Regions from separate parts of the Homo sapiens genome. Here regions 1 and 2 are each linked to region 3. A link is a contact called in ENCODE Hi-C or POLR2A ChIA-PET data. All regions are on one chromosome and are shown on one strand. Each heading gives the region's core, a stretch centred on a gene start or an enhancer-like site at or near the end of the contact. The rest is flanking DNA. Distances are from core to core; before and after follow the strand shown. Region 1 has its middle 160 kb from the start of PTBP2. Region 2 overlaps LOC105378866 (a long non-coding RNA gene). Region 3 holds the start of PTBP2 (polypyrimidine tract binding protein 2).

Evidence for each region. Hi-C counts contacts between places; a loop is a spot of excess contacts on that map. ChIA-PET counts read pairs that join two places held with the same protein, here RNA polymerase II (POLR2A). Pooled maps may share reads with other maps.
Region 1: a map of mammary epithelial cell shows a loop between it and region 3 (2.1-fold over the local background). The contact joins the enhancer-like site here to the promoter of PTBP2 in region 3. A Hi-C loop is called at or near these places in 4 of 168 maps with a recorded cell type or tissue (IMR-90, MCF 10A, dorsolateral prefrontal cortex and 1 more) and 2 of 50 pooled maps. POLR2A ChIA-PET finds 5 or more read pairs at or near these places in 3 of 52 experiments (AG04450, GM12878 and WTC11).
Region 2: a map with no recorded cell type shows a loop between it and region 3 (3-fold over the local background). The contact joins the enhancer-like site here to the promoter of PTBP2 in region 3. A Hi-C loop is called at or near these places in 9 of 168 maps with a recorded cell type or tissue (IMR-90, Right ventricle myocardium inferior, ascending aorta and 4 more), 8 of 37 single-sample maps with no recorded cell type and 18 of 50 pooled maps. POLR2A ChIA-PET finds 5 or more read pairs at or near these places in 6 of 52 experiments (H1, HEK293, IMR-90 and 3 more).

Annotation. Positions count from the first base shown.
Region 1 is chr1:96,558,546-96,561,614 of GRCh38, reverse strand. No RefSeq gene overlaps it. Among named protein-coding and RNA genes, the nearest start is that of PTBP2, 160 kb to the left of the region's middle. Within about 2 kb of position 1,459, at least 6 of the 41 ENCODE cell types and tissues checked have a DNase peak (open chromatin) inside an H3K27ac peak, as active enhancers do; they include mammary epithelial cell, where a contact is called at or near this core.
Region 2 is chr1:96,524,293-96,527,442 of GRCh38, reverse strand. LOC105378866 (a long non-coding RNA gene) reads right to left here. Exons shown (of 3, transcript XR_947618.2): 3 at 3,100-3,150. Among named protein-coding and RNA genes, the nearest start is that of LINC01787, 150 kb to the right of the region's middle. Within about 2 kb of position 1,587, at least 2 of the 41 ENCODE cell types and tissues checked have a DNase peak (open chromatin) inside an H3K27ac peak, as active enhancers do.
Region 3 is chr1:96,719,935-96,723,326 of GRCh38, reverse strand. PTBP2 (polypyrimidine tract binding protein 2) reads right to left here and starts at 1,543. Exons shown (of 14, transcript NM_021190.4): 1 at 1,455-1,543. The coding sequence starts at 1,462. RefSeq lists silencers at 1,068-1,347, 1,578-1,777.

The DNA.
Region 1 (3,069 bases), core at 210-2,709, 160 kb after region 3:
GCTACTCGGGAGGCTGAGGCAGGAGAATCGCTTGAACCTGAGAGGCGGAGGTTGCAGTGAGTGGAGATCACACCAGTGCACTCCAGCCTGGGCGACAGAGTGAGACTCTGCTTCAAAAAAAAAAAAAATTAGTCAGACATGGTAGTGTCTACTTGGGAGGCTGAGGTGGGAGGATCCCTTGAGCCCTGGAGTTTGAGGTAATAGTGAGCTATGATCATGCCTCTGCACTCCAGCTTTGGTAACTGAGTGAAACCCCATCTCAGAAAAAAAAAAAAAAAAAAGAAAGATAAAGGAAAAAAAAAGAATACAGCATTCAAAATTCTAGGACGCTTGTTGACACCAACAACTAGTCTTCTAATATTTTAAACATCAACTGGGTGTCTAATAATTCAATTCAATTCTGTTACTATCTACCTAGAGCTAGCTCCAGATCCCACAAATTGAAGCAGCTCAGTCTTACAAGACCACCCTACTAGAGATGCCAGCTGCAAGTCTTGAACCACCTGCACTTCTTATTGACTGACTATAAATTGGCGGTTCCAATGACCTTCTCCTCATGTTTGATAATTATTAGAATGGGTCACAGAACCTAGAAAAAATACTTTATCCACATTTTCTGGCTTATTATAAAGGATATAACTCAAGAACAGCCAAATGAAAGTGAGGCAGAAGGCAAAATATGACAGGAGAAGTGGTACAGAGATTTCATGACCTTTCTGGGCACCTTAGTATGTTCACCAACCTGGAAGCTCTCCTAACCTTCTTGTTTAAGAGCTTTTATAGCACTCAATCTTCAGCCCCTCCTTTCCCTGGAGGTCAGGTGTAGGTCTGAAAATTCCTATTGTTATAGGATCCATAGGTTTGTATGACCCCTGCAGTAACAGACCAATTACACTGAGATAGCAGGCTTTGCAGCAGAGAAAGGATTTAATAATTGCATGGTGCTGAGTGAGGAGATGGGAGGAGACCCTGAAATCTGTCCCCCTGAGGAGTTCTGGGCCAGGACTTTTAAGAGGACCATGGTGGGTGAGGGGCTAGAAAATTGGAGTTGTTGATTAGTTAGGTAAGGGGGATGAAATCATCTGGATGTAGAAAATGCGTTTTTTCGTGAGTCAGCTTCTTGGGGAATTCTTCAGACCAGCGGGCATCAGTAGTTTCACTGGTATGCAGGATTGAAAAAATATTGCAAAGGCAAAACTTAAAGTTTCACAATGTTCAGGTTGTTATAATAGAGCAGTCAAGGGGAACTATGATCCTGTGACAGGGTCTACATGATTCTGATGAAACAGTCACCAAACAACCATGAGGAAGCAGGTCAGTGAGCCAGCTGGCCTAGTGATTAATGCTTAGTGTGCTGCAAGCTTGGTTTGTTTTCTTTCTCTCCCTCCCTTCTTCCCTGATTAATTCTGTAAAGTTTATAGGAGCAGTTTCACTTCTCTCTAATGGTTTGGTCTTTCTAGTGGCTAGCACCACCTTGATGCTACCTAGGATTCCCGCCCTAAGTCACCTCATTAGCATAAACTTAGGTGTGATTGAAAGAGACTCCTTATGAATAACAAAAGACTCTCTTACCACTTAGGAAATTCCATGAGTTTTAGGAACCTGGTGCCAGAAACAGAGACAAAGATCAATGAATGTATTCCTGATTTCACAACAATTATCAAGCTACTTTATAACTTAGTATCCAGAAATATTTTATCACCAGAAAAAGAAGGTTCAGTTCCCCACTTCCCTTTTATTTTGCATGAACATATTTTGAGAACTGATCCTTTTATAACTGAAGGAAAGAAATGGTAGCTATTATAAAGACTACAAAGGAGGAAAGGATGACTAAGGAAGGAAATAATTTTGGGAGACCACTCCATTTGACTAATTGAAAAGATACAGTCAGTTGAGGCAGCATGGCTTTAGAATTAGATAGATCTGCATTTGGAGCTCAGTTCTAGCCCTTTCTAGGTATGTAAACTTCATCAAGTTACATAATCTTTCTGGGCTTCAGTTTCTTCATCTATAAAATAGAGAAATAACAATAACAACTTTGCAGGGTATTTCTGAGGTCTATAGTTAAATTATTGGAGCACCAAAAGGATAGTCTTGATCTGAAGTTAAATTATTTGGAACATTTATTCACGGTTGTATGAAGAACAAAAAAAAGCGAAAGCAAATCGGCATGTGTCTTGAGTATAAACAATGAATCCCTAGGGAAAGCAAAATCTGCAATAGAGAGAAGAGAGAGAAAAGAGTTTCATTTATTAGGTAGCCAGACTAATCCTCCTGAAGAATGCAAGTGAAAACATGGGACTGTATATGTGTATTGCTGTTTGGGTCAAACGCTTAATCAGATTTCTAGAAACAAAAAAGCCTTAATTTGTTGTTGTTGCTGTTGAATATTATGGTGTAAATTCTCTCTCTATAGCTGATTTTAAGGTTCAAAGATGACATCACTGAATGCACATTTGGATAGAAATGTTAACAATTCAATCTCAGGATCCAGCATAAGCCAGCTCTAGCACGCCACTGTGTGTGTGTGTGTGTGTGTGTGTATCTTTTATATACATGTATATATATGAATAATATATGGACAATTCATATATGTATATAAAACACATAAAATCTTAAATGCATGAAATTGCTGACAAAATAGTAATAATTCATTAGAATAAAGTCTAAATAAAAGTTATTTAAACATTGATGCCACTTTTATCTTGAGGTCATTTGCTAAAGTTGATGACATTCAGCTTTGAACTGTGTTGCCTCCTGGGCCTGGGCAATGGCTGACTAAGCCTCAGGCTCATACAGGCAGGAAGCCTAAAAAGAGACAATCTCCCCATAAAAAAAGTCCGGGAGCAACATCCTCAGTGCAATCAGAAGGAATATCTCCTTTTCATCCTGCCATTGGAGACTGAGTGGACATTCATTATCAAGCTAATCAGATGAAGGGGGAAAACAAATTGCCTCTGAGAAGTTTTAACCACTAGCCAGCCCTCAAATGGATTGGTAGCCCACATGAGCGGTCCAAAACACTTGCAAACATGAAGTATCTCTACACACTTGGCATAAGAAAATGCA
Region 2 (3,150 bases), core at 338-2,837, 200 kb after region 3:
GATGAATAAGTCAAATGTGGCCCTACATTCTCGTGGAGATTAGCCTGGAGGAAAAGATGAATAAATGAGCTTTTGCATGAAGTGTCTCACTATGTAAAGTGATGTATTATGGGGAGTACAGGTTACTTTAGTGACATGTAGGAGGAACATCTAATCTGTGCTTAGAGTTGGGAAGCTACCAAGAGAAAACTAGTCTATGTAAACTGAGGCTGGAGAGAGGAGAAGGAGTTGGGCAGGCTGATATGTCCTTTACAAATCTTCATAGCATCCAGCATGGCATTGCACATAGACTGGATGCCAAATGATTTTATTTGATTTAAATTCTTTATTTTTGAGCGCTTGCCACAGATTCAGCTTTGCACTAGGAATTGGAAGAGATTCAAGGGAGTGTAAGAATTCATCTCTGTAATTAAGCATTCTACAAATTAGTTAAGGAGAAAAAGTGCATACATTGTTCTCTAATTGTTTTATACACAAGAGGATGTAATTAATAACTACATGCATGGTATAGGCAATAAGTACCATTGTAACCGCCCAATGGGTTCACCTTGCCCGCAGCCTAGACAGAGCCGATTTATCAAGACAGGGGAATTGCAATGGAGAAAGAGTAAATCAGGAAGAGCCAGCTGTGCGGGAGACCAGAGTTTTATTATTACTCAAATCATTCTCCCTGAGCCATTTGATGATAAGTGTTTTTAAAGATAATTTGGCAGGTAGGGGCTTGGGAAGTGGGGAGTGCTGATTGGTCAGGTTGGAGATGGAATCATGGGGGGCAGTGGGAGTCGAAGTGAGTTTTTTTTGTTTGTTTGTTTGTTTGTTTGTTTTTTGCTGTTTTCTGTTCTTGGGAGGGATGGCAGAACTGGTTGAGCCAGATTACCACTCTGGGTGGTGTCAGCTGATCCATCCAGTGCAGGGTCTTAAGCACTGATCTTAGGTTTCACAATACCGATATTATCCCCAGGAGCAATTTCGGGAGGTTCAAACTCTTGGAACCAGAGACTGCATGACCCCTAAACTGTGATTTCTAATGTTGTAGCTAAGTTGTTAGTCCTGCAAAGGCAGACTGGTCTCCAAGGAAGAAACGGGGTTTTTCAGGAAAGGGCTGGTTCCAATTTGTTTCAGAGTCAAACCATGAACTGAATTCCTTCCCAAAGTTAGTTTGGCCTATGCCCAGGAAAGAACAAGGACAGCTTAAACGTTAGAAGCAAGATGGAATCAGTTAGGTCTGATGTCTTTCACTGTCATAGTTTCCTCAGTTATAATTTTGCAAAGTGGTTTCACTATGAAACAACAGGAAAATGAGAGATTAAAATAAGGGTGAAATTAAAAAGTGGGAAAGGGAAACAGCATAGAAGAAAATAAGCTTGAGATGAATTATGGGACAGGCAGAATTGATGGGGTACGACTTGGTACGGGGGATGAATGTGGCAATAGAGGAGAATGGCTGCAGAGACTTCAGGTCCAATATAGCAGAGGGTGTGAGTTTAGCTGCAGTTTTGACTGAATTTTATAGGTCATGGGATCTAATTTCCTGAGTAGGAGCATGGCAAAGACATGTCAATAAGTTGCCAGCAAGGCAAATCACCCCTCTCCTCAACTTTCTTCCTCCCGATGGGCCTACATTTTGCGCAACAGATCTTGAGGGATGGGACAGGATGTTCTGATACAAAAATAAACTGTTAATTGCTTGAAAATAGAAAAAAGATCTTAGAAGATAAAGGCCTGGTTGTCTTTCCAGTGAAGGAAGTAGGAGGAAAGTCCCTTCTAATCCTTCAAGTCTTCTATAGCACAAATCAGAAATACAAATCACAAATTAATATCTCAACAGATTATCCTATCTAATTATCGGGGTTGCTAAAAAAGATAGATATACCTTAGAAAGAATAAGGATAAGGCCAGAGAAAACAGCTCAAAGATGTTGGTGAATAAATACAGGATTGAGAATACAGGATAAGTGGGAGTTGACAGGATTTATAGAAATCCCTATTTATAATAAATGTAAAGGCTTTAGCTTTTAAGATAAAGAAGGTATTCATTGAATTTGAATTCCCTCAGTCATCTAAGGAAAATAGGTCATATCTTGGTGCTGTTTCCTTTTTCTAATCTTCCATGGGGTCTTGCATATGCTGTTACCTCTGCCTAGAATGTTTCCCCACTCACACACCCTGTCTTTTGCCTGACCTTCTTATAGGCAACCTTCACCTTTCAGCTTAAACATGACTTCCTCAGAGAGGCCTTTCATAACTCTTTTGCATCCCTTTGTTATTCCCTTTCATATCACTGTACAACCTATCTTTCATAGCACTTATTGAAATGTGTATTTCACATTGTGTCTTTGTCTTCTGCTAGACTCTGAGTTCCATAGAGACAGGGAGCATTTTTATTTTGTTCACCACCGTATCTTTGGAGCAGGCACCGTTTCTAGAACAGAACATGCCCCCACTAAGTGTTATTAAATGTGTGCATATATGCAGCTGCTGCAGGTAAAGACAGGTGACAGCCTTGCGGGGGAGTCGGTGGAGTGTAATGGTGGGACATTGTCACAGCTTGTGAGTCAGTCAATGGACAATGGCCAAAAAATTTTCTGCCATTGTCAGAAAGCATGGATTTGTATTGGGTTGACTTCTTGCATTCTGGGATCACGGTTCAGGAAAGCCAACTGTGGGGCACATCCTAAGGTTGTTGGTTTCCTGACACAAATCCTAAGATCCACATTTCCTAGATTTGAATAGTTTTAATGTTTCTAATAATTCCTGTTCTTTTTCTATAACTGTTAATACTGTAACATATGACAGGATGAAAACTATTTGGAGTTAAACATTCAGATTAGAAAATTTCAAAATTACCAACCAATTAGTAAGTCAAAGAGGATTTTATTACCGTTTAGTGAGTCTTTATTCTTATTGTCTCTTCCACCAGAAAAGTAAAAGTTATCCTGAGTGGGGTTTCTTCTGTAGATCAAGTCAAGATATCAGGACTATTAACTTGCTTATTTGGAGCCATAGAATTTGTGTTCAGAAGGTTCCTCTTCACATTGTTGTCAGAGCTTCCTGTTTTCAGCACGTTACACACCACTCATCACTCACTCCCTGTGTCAGAACTTTTACACACCACTCATCACTCACTCCCTGTGTCAGAACTTTATCAGCA
Region 3 (3,392 bases), core at 294-2,793:
ATAGCCAAAAAGAACAAAACCCAAAACACTATGCCATTTCTACAATGCCAGTATACTGAGATTAATAATTTAACGCTTAAACTCTTTAGTAGTCTCCACAGGAACCAGGAATCAGGAAACATGAATTCTAGTGCAAGTTTTGACATCAATTTCCGTGTTGATCTGGGGGGAATACTGAACTTCTCTGGATTTGTTTCATCTGGAAAATAATCTTTAGGTAACATCTAGGATGATTTGAATTCTGTGAGACTGTGTTAACTTTTATAAAATCTTGTTTTTAGTACCTTTTAAAACACACCAAACTCTAGGCGCTTAACCAAATTGTTGATTCTTCAAATACTCACTGATTTTAATAAATGTACTTGTTAAATGATACTATGTTTACACTCCCAAAAGAGCTGCATACTGCTGTATTTTTGACCTTAAGCGTGCCCCCTTTCTAACATTGAGTTAAATTACTGAGTCTTTTCAGGTGTGAAGCATATGAGCGAGACATCGGTCCCTACCATTTCACAGTCTTGCCTCTCACCTCACTCAGCATTCCGTCTTGACTCAGGTTCGCAAAGATGCAGCATGGTTCTGGGTTTTTATAGTCGTTTTTCCAGAAACTGACCAAAGTAGCTAAAGAGATAGCCCTTTGTTGACTATCTGCTCTTGTTTCTGCCATTGCTGTTGGCCTTTGCCCATGTGACTGATGTCGGCTTCAAACACTTCGTTTTTTAGATGATTTAATTTCTGGGCCCTTTTGCCAAGCCTTGAATGTTTTCAGTCCCCACAAAAAGGCATTTTTTCCTCCCTCCCGCCCCCACTACCAGACTCAAATGAAAACAAAGGAGTATGACATCTGCCCTCCCCCTTCCTCCCGCCGCCGCACGCCCTCCCCCCTTCCCCAGCGGCTCCCACTAGGCTTTCCCCGGAGCTCCCGCCACCGGCATCTCTCCCGACCACGGAGGGCCGGGCGAGGCCGGAGAGGTTGCTCATGGCTGGGGTCCACATGGGGTGCCTCTCTCCTCTTCCCCTAGAGGCTCCCCCAATCCAAAGGCCTGTCTCTGCCCATCCCACTCGCTCTCACAGGCACCGCTAACCCAAGGGTCGGGTCCCAAGGTACGGATCGAAATGGCTCCTAGAGGGGGCAGGGACAGACCGGGGAGACGTTATGGGGTTCCCACCCCATCCCCCGCCGCCAAGCCGGTGCCCGCTCCCACTCCGGGATCCTCACCCCCGCCATCGCCCCTATGCCTCCCCAGCCTCCAAGCCCGCTTTCTTCTCATTTTCTCGACCAAAGCCCGCCGGGGGAAGCAAAGGGAGGGGTGTGTGCGATGGGGCGGGGGTTGGGTAACGGCAGCCCAGCCCTGGGAGGGGCCGCGGGAGGGTTTCTCCCCGGCCCGGGACCGGGCCGAAGGACGGTCCAACTCCTCTCTCACACACACCTTCTCGCCGGCCCGATTACATACCCGTCCATTGCCGAACCGGACAAAGCTTCGCTCACAAGAACCGAGCCACGCAGCCAGCGAGCCACACAAGCGGCGAGAAAATGGCGGCTGGGGCCCGACGGAAATTGCCGAAGGTGCCGAGGCGCACGGGCCACCGCGCGGCAGCGGCGGCGGCGGAAAGAGCCGAGCGCGCCGGCGCCCGGCAGCGGGAGGCGAGCGGCAGGGCGCTGGGACTAGGGGGAGTGGGCGCCGCAGCCGACGCCTCCTCCGCGCCTTCGCGCGCCTTTCTCCCTCCGCCCTCCGCCTGCCGTCCTCTGGAACCTGGCGTTCTGCTGCAGACCGCGGCGACCTGGTTTCCCCTCCTTGTGGGGGCGTGGGTGGGACACCTCCCAACAGCTCTCCACACTCTCTCTGCCCTGACTGCAGGACGCCCCCAGGCAGCCTCCACTTTTCACTCCAAGCCAAGTACCAGCTTGGCTACCGTCAACCTATGCGGGCCAAGGAAAAAACATTGGATAGCTTTTCTCCTAAGCCATCTTTTATTTGCAGACCGGCTCCAGCCTCTAAAACAAAAATCTTTACCCCACTGAACGAGACCACTTGGTAACAACAGTACTTTCTCAAGCAAGTAGAACTCCTCAGACTGAAATACAGGCTTTTGCTTCAAGACCTGTAGTACCAAGCCAAGTGGAGGAAAATGTGATTCTCACTTCAGTTGGTGATTAGTGTGCGCCTGTAGAAAATATTCACAATACGCTAGGTGGAAATAGACACAAATGGAGCCATGTGTTAAAATGCTACAATAGTTGGAGTTTAACATTTGGAGGCATGAAAGGGAAAGTGGAGATGGGAGTGGGAACAACTGAGTCTTCAGATTGGTTAGAGAAAGTAGAAGCATTAAAATGGGCTATGCAAATTGACTCCCTTTGCTATATCTTACGGTCTCAATTTTTACTTGATACTATAGTGGACATTTTACTTCAACGTGTTTTTATCAGAGGCTCAACAAAATTGGGAAAGGCACCCGCTTGAAAATTTGCTCAGTGAGTAGCGACTTTGCCAGTACCCATCCTTCTCCTGCACCCTTCACCTCCACCCCCAACACACACAAGGACAAATGCACTTCTAATTCTGAAAAATGACAAATACTCCCTGTGTCCCTCCAGTTACTCTCAATACTCACTCTGGGTTTTTCTGTGTCTCCTTCAGGCAAAGCTCTTATCCTTTGCTAATTGGAATTTCATATACTAAATGATATTGTGTATAATTTTTAGAATTTTTTTTTTTGAGACCCAGTCTCGCTCTTGTTGCCCAGGCTGAAGTGCAATGGCGCAATCTCGGCTCACTGCAACCTCGGCCTCCCTGGTTCAAGCGATTCTCCTGCCTCAGCCTCCCGAGTAGCTGGGATTACAGGCACGCGCCACCACGCCCAGCTAACTTTGTATTTTTAGTAGAGACAGGGTTTCTCCATGTTGGTCAGGTTGGTCTCGAACTCCTGACCTCAGGTGATCTGCCCTCCTCAGCCTCCCAAAGTGTTGGGATTACAGGCGTGAGCCACCGTGCCCGGCCATAAATAATATTACTTTTAAATTGGATAGACCCTTAAAGAGCATCTTGTCCAAACACTTTGCTATAGAACTCTTCAAAGCACCCAAATTTTTACAAATTCTTGATTTGCCTATGGGATTGTCAATCGTTAAAAAAAAAAAAAAAAAAGGCCGGGCACGGTGGCTCACGCCTGTAATCCCAGCATTTTGGGAGGCCGAGGCAAGCAGATCACCTGAGGTCGGGAGTTCAAGACCAGCCTGACCAACATGGAGAAACCCCGTCTCTTCTAAAAATACAAAATTAGCCGGGGTGGTGGTGCATGTCTGTAATCCCAGCTACTCGGGAGGCTGAGGCAGGAGAATCGCTTAAACCTGGGAGGCCGAGGTTGCGGTGAGTCAAGATCGCGCCATT